2 separate regions of the Homo sapiens genome follow, and region 2 is linked to region 1. A link is a loop called in an ENCODE intact Hi-C map of the cell type or tissue named here. Cell type or tissue: mammary epithelial cell. All regions are shown on one strand. Each heading gives the region's core, and the rest is flanking DNA. Links, peaks and the distances in the headings are about the cores only.

The links. A loop is a pair of places that touch in the nucleus more often than their neighbours do. Peaks named below come from ENCODE experiments on the same cell type or tissue, not always from the same donor. Only the 100,000 strongest peaks of a DNase experiment are listed, where the experiment ranks them.
Region 2: it touches region 1 in a loop (3-fold over the local background); 6 of 110 quality-filtered maps call a loop at or near these places.

What each region holds. Positions count from the first base shown.
Region 1 is chr5:65,740,417-65,746,005 of GRCh38, forward strand. The region is part of intron 1 of NLN (neurolysin); the gene reads left to right. Among named protein-coding and RNA genes, the nearest start is that of NLN, 21 kb to the left of the region's middle. In mammary epithelial cell, for the core only: a CTCF peak has its summit at 2,310 (motif pointing right); a DNase peak (open chromatin) is centred at 2,365; H3K27ac peaks cover 715 bases.
Region 2 is chr5:66,022,791-66,028,379 of GRCh38, forward strand. ERBIN (erbb2 interacting protein) reads left to right here. Exons shown (of 26, transcript NM_001253697.2): 9 at 500-574; 10 at 1,516-1,660; 11 at 2,690-2,762; 12 at 3,058-3,187; 13 at 3,512-3,627; 14 at 5,484-5,553. Among named protein-coding and RNA genes, the nearest start is that of ERBIN, 99 kb to the left of the region's middle. In mammary epithelial cell, for the core only: no CTCF peak of the experiment used is centred there; no DNase peak of the experiment used is centred there.

The sequences.
Region 1 (5,589 bases), core at 157-5,156:
TGACCCAATCATCTCTTAACAGCTTCACCTCTTAATACTGTTAAACTGAGGATTCAGTTTCAAAATGAGTTTCAAAGGGAACAAGCATTCAAACCATAACCATTTTCTGCTAGTAGTTTCACAGTTTAGGATCTTACATTTATGTCTTTAATCCATTTTCAGTTGATTTTTGTATATGGGATGAGATGAGGGTCTAATTTCATTCGACTGCATGTGAATCTCCAGTTTTCCCAACACCGTTCCCTGAAGAGACTGTCTTTTCGTGTGTTCCTGGCATCTTCGTCCAAAATCGGTTGGCCATAAATGTGTGGATTTATTTCTGGGCTTTCTAGGCTGTTCCATCAGCTATGTGTCTGTTTTATGCCAGTACCATGCTGTTTGGTTACTATAGCTTTGTTATATATATATATTTTATATATACGTATATTATATATATATAATATATACGTAATTCTTTTTTTTTTTTTTTTTTCTTGAGATGGAGTCTCGCTCTGTTGCCTAGGCTGGTGTGCAGTGGCGTGATCTTGGCTCACTGCAGCCTCTGCCTCCCTGGTTCAAGCGATTCTCCTGCTTCAGCCACCTGAGTAAGTAACTGGGATTACAGGTGTACACCAGCACACCCAGCTAATTTTGTATTTTTAGTACAGGGTTTCACCAGTTGGCCAGGTTGGTCTCAAACTCCTGACCTCAAGTGATCAGCCTGCCTTGGCCTTCCAAAGTGCTGGGATTACAGGTGTGAGCCACCATGCCTGGCCTTTGTAATAAGTTTTGAAGTGAGGTAGTATGATACCTCCAGCTTTATTCTTTTTACTCAAAATTGCTTTGGTTATTTGGAACCTTTTGTGGTTTCATACAAGTTTTGAGATTGTTTTTCTATTTCTGTGAAGAATGTCATTGGTATTTTGATAGGGATTGCATTCAATCTGTAGATCACTTTGTGAAATTTTTTTTTCAAAAACATAATCATAATACCATTGTCACACGTAAAAATAATTAACACTTATTTTTGACTGAACCAGTCTTAACAAGAAGCATACTAGCTATTAGCCAGGCCTCAGATGAGAGGATCTAGGCATCATCATTCACACAACAAAATATTTATGTGTAAATGACACACACTAACAAGCCTAAGTATTAAATAATGTACTGAAAGAGGAGAGTCTCTCTCCTGAGTAATTTACTAAGGACTTCAATTGTGAAAAGTATGCCCCAAACACCAATTAAGTGTGCCAAAAGCAATTTATTCATGTTTCTAGAGAAAAATAAAAGGGGAATATCTGAGTTGTGGTTTTCCATGTATGTGGATAGTCGCATTAGTAATGAATCAAGGAACACTTTATTTCATTTGTGAAGCAGCACTTGATTTTATATGCTCTGTGGTCTCAGTTGGCTTTACATAAGCCAGGGATAGGATTTAAGAAAAGAAATCTCTTCAAGTTCATGTATAATCAATTTATTTAGAACCTATAATCATTAAGTTAGCTGTGTCATATACAAAATTAGAAGAAAATTAACCAATTATCTTTTGTTACTTATTTTTTAGAACCTGAGATTTTTGTTCAACTTTGTAATGTGAACCTTTTCTGAAAGCTCTATTTGTCAGTGGCAGAAATATTACAAATATTTCTAGCATCATACAGTTTTTCATATGCCCTTAAGTAGTTTCTAACATTTTAACATTTTTATTCATATCTCTTAAAAAAGAAAATTTTGAAGAGTTCCTTTTCATTTATTTACAATGAAATTTGGAAACAAAAACTTATTACATTACAAAATCTAAAATAAAGTTACCTTTTTTAAAAAAATGGATCATAAACATTTTGTAAAAAGAGTTGAAAATAATCATTGTTCTTAAGTCTTACTGCTAGAGGAAGTTGTACACATTAAGGATGTATGTGGCACTGTTTCCAAAATAAATGTATATTTATGCTACATAAGACCAAGATTAGACCATTGAAGTTGTAATGATCATTCTAGTTCTCAAATTCAAATGCAATTTTTTTCAATACAAAAAAGAGACTGTACAATGAAGGAAAACTCATAATGCTTTTGACTTTACCAGATGCTAGAGGCTACTCAAAATAAAGGCCAGAATGTCTCCATATTTAGCGTAGTTCTTCTCTATACTCAACATACTTGTAGCTGAGTTCATGGTGTACATTTTTCGTGAATGGTTGTTTATAGGATGTTTATATATTATCTTGGCAAGATAACTTTGAAAGCCCACTGTTTTCCTAGCATTTTTCTATGGTTGCTAAACAATTTCTGCCCAATCTAAAAAATTACTTTCCTATACCAGCAGGTGGAGGCAAGAGCAGTCGAATTGTAGCACTTTGCTTTTCAAGTGTACTGGCATGTATTGTAGATTATCTATCCATGACTCAAAGTCTCTTTATGACGTGTCTCTCACATAATTACTTTTCTTCAACAACTCTGTTGTTGTTTTAGCATCTTCTTTTGATTGCTTTATTATTTGCTTTATTTACTTGGTGTCTGGGACTGAACTTAGTGGTCATTTTAGGACAGACTAATTTAGATTTTCATCACTTTCCTATACTCATTGATTGAACAGTTAAAACATATATGTTATATGCTGAACACATTCTTCCACATTTGCCAAGAAATACAAAAATGACTAAGACATGGACCACATTCCCAAAGAGCTTACATTCTAGTAGAATTACAAGGAAAAATGTCTTCAATTCCTCTCCTGACTTGGGGAAGCAGATCAGTCAGCCTTGCTGGTATAGCTATGGCTAGCATTGGGTAGTAATAAAGCTCAGTATTCACGTGGATTTTAATTCCATCAACAAATATTTACTAAGCACCAGGGACTACATTGGGGATTAATTTATAAACATAGGCTTTTTGTCTTACAGATAAAAAAGGCCAAAACAATCTTCAAAAGAAGTATCATTTATTTTTAAACTTCTTAATACAGATTATATAGAACAAATAGTTAACCGACATATAGATCCTGATGCATTGCATTTAAGGAACTTTCAGTTAGAAGTAACTGTGTGTAACATTTTCTAGAATATACTTAGAAAACTTTCCACAAATCCTGGTTGAAATAAAATAAAAGTATGTTACTCTACATCAATTCCATTAGCTGTTTATTTGTAGCCAATAATGATAAAAAATATATACAAACAGTATGAAAGAGGAGAACTGAGTTCTAAGGTTATGTCTGTATGTGCAGAATGAGAGATGGAGAAGAAACTCATAGTTATGGAAAACAGAAAAGAATGGCCCCAGAATTTCTTGCAAGACTTAGCAGCCACCAATATTCAGAACTGTCTTTAAGCCCCAACCTGTCCATCATCTTAATACATTGTGCATCAGAAATTTCCAACCCAATTAAACCATTTTTGTTTCCTTCATTGGTTTATTTATGAAAGTCACTAAAAAGACACAAATCTGGTCTAACCTATTTTAGCCTTACCTCTTATCCCTCCACATCCCATTAAACCCGTGTACCCACCTTACCTCATAGAGCTATCTTGAAAGACTCAGCCAGTTTAGAAGTTACATCCTCATTGAAGTCTTTCCTAGATTCCCCAAGGCAGAGTCACACACACTGTCCTCTTCATTCTCCATTGCCTTATTTATATAGAATTTGTTACCTGATATTCTGTTATTTCATTATTATTTTTAGAGACAGGGTCTTACTCTGTTACCCAGGCTGGAGTGCAGTGACACAATTGTGGCTCACTGTAGCCTGACCTCCTGGGATCAAGTGAGCGTCCCAAGTAGCTGGGACTATAGATGAGGTCTCACCACGTTGCCTAGGCTGGTCTTGAACTTCTGGGCTCAAGTGATCCTTTCTCTTTGGCTTCCCAAATTGCTGGGATTACAGGCGTGAGCCACCACACCCGGCCTGCTACCTGATACTCTAATGTCTCTTTCCGTATTTCTTCCTCACAAGTCTGTACTCTCCTGAAAGGTAATAACTTTGTCTTATTCATCTTTGTAACCTCAGTAAATATTTGCTGAAGGAATAACTGAATCAACTATTTCTTGAGAAGTCCTTTTATAATAAGCTTCTCTCTCCCCTTTTTTTTTTTTTTTTGCTGATGTCTGAATTATAGTCATAATTCCAGATGATAGATGATAGTAACAAGTCAATAAATCCTATCAATAGGGAATAAAGAACCAGCATTTATTGCATAGAGTGTTTTCTTAGGATACCTCAGCTGAGGCTGGGCACAGTGGCTCATGCCTGTAATCCCAGCACTTTGGGAGGCCGAGGCGGGTGGATCACCTGAGGTCAGGCGTTCAAGACCAGCCTGGCCAACATGGTGAAACCTTGTCTCGACTAAAAATACAAAAATTTGTATTCCAGCTACTCAAGGGGCCAAGGTGGGAGAATCACTTGAACCTGGGAGGTGGAGGTTACAGTGAGCCAAAATCATGCCATTGCACTCCAGTCTGGGTGAGAGAGCAAGACTTCGTTTCAAAAAAAAGAGAAAAGAAAAGAATGCCTCAGCTGAACCTTATCAATAAAAGATGTAGATTATTTGTTTGAGTACTTTAAGGAAGAATTTGCCATTTCCTGGGAGTACACTGTTTCCAAGTGATTTATTGATTACCTATGAACAGTTCATTAAAGGGCTCTGGAAAAAAATGAGACCTGGGTGCAGAGGGCAGCCATCCAGGTCTTCCATGTTTGAGTGGTTTTACTCTTTGAGAACAGGTGACTAAAAAGCTGCCCAAGTCTATGTGACCTGTTTTTCAGAGCTGGATGAAAGCTAAAGTGGGGCACTTCTCCACAGCCCCTGCAGCAATCTCTCAGGGAGTGGTATAGATAACAAGTCAGACATGTGATGTAAGCATGTATGCTTTAAGTCACCTTATTCTCTCCCCATTAAAAGCAAAGTACAAAATCAGAGAAGTGCAATTGGTGAGAAATTTGATGATTTCCTTTTCTGGGATGGGAGTTGCAGCATCAGTATAGGATAATAAAGAATAAGGGCCCTCAGATACTTTTCAGTTTATAAATAAAAATACAAAAGAATATGGGCTCTGGAGTCAGGCTTGGGTTTGAATCCCAGCTGCACAAATGCTATGTGACCTTGAGCAAGCTACTTCTCTGTAGCCAGTAAATTGGGTTGATAATATCTTCCTCTTGGCTTATTGGGAGGATTAAATAAGAACATGCATATAAACTCTTGGTGTAGTGTCTTGCAAAGGCCTGAGGAGAGCTTAACAGTTTGAGGGAGATGTGAAAGTAGTTCATTATGTCTGGAGCATAGATATGAGAGCAAAAGGATGGCACTGAGAAAGCCAGCATGGTAGTTAGGGCAGATTCAGAAGTAGTAGCTTGAACTTGATCCTGAAGTCACTGGGGAACCATGCCATTGAAAGGGAGTGTCATGATCAGATTTATGTTTTAGGATGATTACTCTGCAGGCAATCTGGAGAACAGATTAGAAAGCATCCAGAACCTCCCGGGTTTCTGATTTGGACAACTGAGTACATACTGGTGATCGTCCTTGAGATAAGAAATAAAGAAGGAGGACAGTTTTGGTTCTGGGGGCAAGGAAGATGAGCAATTTAATTTTAGACATACTGTATTAAGGTGACCAT
Region 2 (5,589 bases), core at 300-5,299, 280 kb after region 1:
CTATTTACCTTTCCCTGATTATGGACATTTAGGATGCACGTTGTCTTTTATCTCCTTCTTAATGAATGTCACCAGGGAACATTTGTAATTTTTCTGTTTTCTAAAAGCTGTATCTTCTTACTGATAATGCATGAGTGCATATTTTTATTGTATACTTCTAAGCAGTGAGTCCTATTTTTTATTTCTTTACAAATTATATAAAAACTTGCCCCTGTTGTGTAATCCAAAGCTTAAATGTGTTTTTTGTAATCTACTGCTATGGCATGTCTCTTTGATTTCTCCATTAATAATTTTCTATAATAATTTTACTGTAGTAACTATAATGCAGTAGAAAGGCTTACATCCTGGCTCTTCTTTTTTATTTTTCCTTCTCCCTGCTCCTTTTATTTAATGATTTGAAACTAAAGGTTATTAGAAATTCCCAGGGCTTCTTTTGCCAGATAAAGACATTCATAAAAATTAATTGAATTACTGCTATCCCCTACCCTAATCCCAACAGCCTGAAGTACTTGAGCAACTAAGTGGATTGAAAGAGTTTTGGATGGATGCTAATAGACTGACTTTTATTCCAGGGGTATGTATATGAGATTTTAAATGGCATCACTTATTTCTGGCTCTCCTTTGCAGTTTTGTGAATTGTACCTTTTATAATTACTTTTAATTAATAAAAAAATTGAATTATTCTTTATTAAACAGAAGCAAATTACTTTTTTTCATGAGCACATTCTTGATTATAATCTAAGAATTCTCATAATAAACATTTGTATGTCTCCTTTTAATACTGTTGAGTGTGTCCTTTCCAATGGTATCACTTGAACTTACGTCCCAATTTGCTTTGCCCAAGGAATTGGTAAACTAGGATATTTTTCATGAACTTTCTGAATTTTTTTTTTTTTTTTTTTTGAGACAGAGTCTCGCTCTGTTGCCCAGGCTGGAGTGCAGTGGTGCGATCTCGGCTCACTGCGAGCTCCGCCTCCTGGGTTCACACCATTCTCCTGCCTCAGCCTCCTGAGTAGCTGGGACTACAGGTGACCACCACCATGCCCAGCTAATTTTTTTTTATTTTTTAGTGGAGACGGGATTTCACCGTGTTAGCCAGGATGGTCTCGATCTCCTGACCTCATTATCCGCCTGCCTCGGCCTACCAAAGTGCTGGGATTACAGGCGTGAGCCACCGCGCCCAGCCGAACTTTCTGTTTTAACAACTGACAAATTGTTTACTCCCATAAAAAAAACCACAAGAATCCCCATATATGCTATTTCCTTAGGAGGTAATGGATACCTGAATTCCCAAAGAATATGTCCTTTGTCACTTCTGCTATGCTACAATTAGTAGAACATCTTAGCTATATTACTGAATACATTTCTAATGGCATTTAAAAAACTACCTGGGAGTCTTCTTTCTTGTATTAGCATTTAATTTTGAATTAAAACTTGGTATCAAGTTTATTCCCTAAACTTTTTACAAATTACTAATGTTAATAGAGTCATTAGATTTTCTTTTTTTACTTATAGTTTATTGGTAGTTTGAAACAGCTCACATATTTGGATGTTTCTAAAAATAATATTGAAATGGTTGAAGAAGGAATTTCAACATGTGAAAACCTTCAAGACCTCCTATTATCAAGCAATTCACTTCAGCAGCTTCCTGAGACTATTGGTTTGTATTGCTTTCAAATTCATGTAATTTTTATTAAAATAAATTCGAGACTTCCACATAATCTCAAATTTCACTTGTTATGAGGTAGTTATACTTCGTTACCACAGGAACGGATTTTATTTGAATTTTTCCTGGTGTGATCAGTTGTACAGTTTGCTCCTTTGTTGACATTACTGTTTTTTATTTACTCTAAGGTAATCTCATTTTTATTTCTAATATATTTAAATTCTTTAAAATAAGTTAACTTATGCAAATTTGGCTTAACTGTTAGCTTTTATTGTCATAGCTTTTATTTTGGTAACTTTTTTCAGTCCTGTTTCATTACAGACACTCAGACAAGAAAACAGATCAGTTGAACAGATCATGAGAGATCTATGATTGAGTCTGTGTAGTTGCTTGTTCAATGATATGTCAATGGAATTGAATTATTTTGATGAAAGGACCCAAAACTTCAATCTTGACATCTTTTTGATGTTTTAATTTAAAAACCAAAAATATTTCTCAGTTAAATCACGTAGTGGTTTTAGCTAAAACTACATTTTTGTAAGTTTGTTACGATTCTACTCTTAGTCAACACTTTTTAAACTTAAAAAATATTTTACTGTTTTAGTATTTAGTATATATGGAATAGTTTTTTATATACCTGTTATGAACTACCTTCATACTACCATTTCTTTAGTCTATTAATTTAACAAGTTTGTATTGTCTGTCTTTTCTGTGCCATGACATTGTTTTTAGAAGCAGAGCTACAACAGTGAACAACGAAGACAAAAAAGTTCCTACTATCAGTATATTTTAGTGGGAGTTAATAAACAAATGTACACTATGTTAAATAGTGATGTGGATGAAGATTGAAAGGACAGGATGAGGGAATAGAACATTGGGATTGGGAGTGGTATCTCTTTTAGATACGTTTGTTAGGAAAGTTGTTTCTAATTCTTGTCAGATGTAGTATGTCTCACACTGACTGTTGGTGGACTTGCTTCTATTTTAAGCTGAAAAATTGTATGTTGTTTCTTCCCTCATTAGGTTCGTTGAAGAATATAACAACGCTTAAAATAGATGAAAACCAGTTAATGTATCTGCCAGACTCTATAGGAGGGTAAGTTTTTTGTGAATGTATACACCCTCGAAGATTTTACTTTCAGTTCAGCATGCCATACATATTTTCAGGTATTTGCATAAATGACCTAAAGATTTTGTAAACATTTAAGTAATTAGTATACAGGTTGAGTGTGTTTATGATAGACAAACCTACTTATTGGTGAAGTTTAGCTTTGTGAAATGGTTTCACTAGGTTTTCAAAGTCAAGTTCAAATGTTTATATGTTCTGAAATTTTGGATTATATATAGGAAATCTTTAACAAATAATATATATTTCTTTTTTTAAATTAAAGGTTAATATCAGTAGAAGAACTGGATTGTAGTTTCAATGAAGTTGAAGCTTTGCCTTCATCTATTGGGCAGCTTACTAACTTAAGAACTTTTGCTGCTGATCATAATTACTTACAGCAGTTGCCCCCAGAGGTAATGTATTTTAGATTTGTTTAGATTTTTGTCTTTTCATTTTTTTCTGATTATCTTCATTATAGCTATTTAGTGTGGCTTCATTTATTTTCTTTCTAAAATAGTTTTCAAGTTATTTATTTTCTGAATAATTAGCTATGTTAATTTAGAAGAGGTTCTTAAATGCTTTCTTATGTACATAAAAATTAATTAAAAAGAAAGTCTAGTCATTATTTCTTCTATAAATGTGAAGTATTTTTCATAACTTTCAAAAATGATGTTTTTTATATGTTGATCAACCTGTAGGCCAAATTTTTTGATACTCAGTTTATATTTCTCTTTCAGATTGGAAGCTGGAAAAATATAACTGTGCTGTTTCTCCATTCCAATAAACTTGAGACACTTCCAGAGGAAATGGGTGATATGCAAAAATTAAAAGTCATTAATTTAAGTGATAATAGGTTCGTAATACTATATTCATCAGTTGGTTTATAGGAGACATTGGTTAGATGAAATTAAGTTTCATATGATATATAATAGAATAGCTAGTGCTTGTTGCTCTTTAAATATACATAGTAAGTTCTCAGTGTTATTGATAGGCTCTTGGAAAGTGTGACTTTCAGTGAAACAACATACAATGAAATCACTTCTTTCGTTCATCAGTGTTATAAGAAAATGACATTATTTGAGAACCTGCCATACACAGTTTTGCTAAAAGTTTTGGTTTCCAAGAACCTATCAATAACTTAAATGAGGACTTAACTGTATATATTTTTTTCTTTAAATACAAAGAGTGGTCTTATTTTATCTGATGTTAATTTATCATACGGTGGTTGTTACTGTTCATTTTGGGTTGACTTAGCTATATAGTCTTTATTCTCTTCTTACAGTTACCTTTTATTTCTGAAGTCACATCTTCACCTGAATATTGCTATTTAACAAAACAATTTTGGAATGTATCTAGTCTGTTGCTAATATTTTCCTAGGCAGAGATCTGGTTTCAACAAAGCCAAGGTGCAGAGTAAATTGATCACTAGGGTTGTAAATTGGAACAATGTTTAAGTTAAAAACAGAATGTCCATACTTTTTCGTGAGGTAAACATACTAATGATGATTAAACAGCATTTGTAGAGTGTTTTCACTTTTTGCTTTCATAGTGTCTTGTGAAGTCTTCAAAACAGCTCTATGAAATAGTATAATAGTATTCCCATTTTATGTAGGAGGGTTTTAAGACTCAGATTTAAGGTGACTCACGTAGCTTGTAAGGTAGAGCTTTAATTTAAACTCAATTTTCTGACTAATTATGATATTCTAACTTCTGTTTTATTTAAAAGAACCACTGCTTTCTTAAGTCACGTTTCAGCCTTTAATTCCTACGGCCCACAGTGGGTTGCTGAAAGAAAGGCACGGAAGACTAGTTAGGTATAAGATAGCAAGGCTGAAGTAGATAATTCTCTCTTAAATAAGATATTTTCATTTAGTATTCTAATGAGTATTTATAGTTGACCCTTGTATTTGTGGGTTCTGCAAGTGTGGATTCAAACAACTTCAGATCAGAAATATTTGGAAAAAAATTGTGTCAGTACTGAACGTGTACCAACTTTCCCATTGTTATTCCCTAAACAATACAGTATACCTACTATTTACATAGCATTTATATTTTAATAGGTATTATAAGTACTCTAGAAATGATTTAAAATATATGGGGGGATGTGCATAGGTTATATGCAAATACTATACAATTTTATATAAGGGATTTGAGCATCTGCAGATTTTGGTATCTGAGGGAGATCCTGGGACCAGTCTTCCACAGATACTGAGGAATGACTGTACTTTGTTTTTAATCATTATCATCTTAGGGTAGTCTTCTAGATTATGTAACTGCTGGCTCACAAATAGAGAGCAGTGCAGTTTTTATAGCAAACTATCACTAAGAGTGTTTCCTATAACAGTTTGTTCTCCCTAAGTACAAATAAACCAAAGCAATGTTATGAGACATTCCTTAATGTGTTCTTTTCTCTAAGGCAGGGACAATTAATTTTTCAACAGATTTTTAAGGTTATTCTATTATCCATTTTCTTACCAGGTGAATTGATTCAATTGAAGAATTATATTTTTGAAACTAATTCTTATAAAACTAGATATTTTGTTTTATGTCCTATACGAAGAATTATATTGGACTTTTCTCGATTTTTTTTTCTCCTATTTTCATGTGCAACTATATAGCATTTTTCAGAAAACCTTTAGGTTGAACCCTCATTCATTTTAAATCTTCTCATTTTAAAGTTTAATTTTTGTTTGTATTTTTTTCCTACAGATTAAAGAATTTACCCTTTAGCTTTACAAAGCTACAGCAATTGACAGCTATGTGGCTCTCAGATAATCAGGTGGGCATTCTGATTTTATAAGTTAATGGAGTTCTT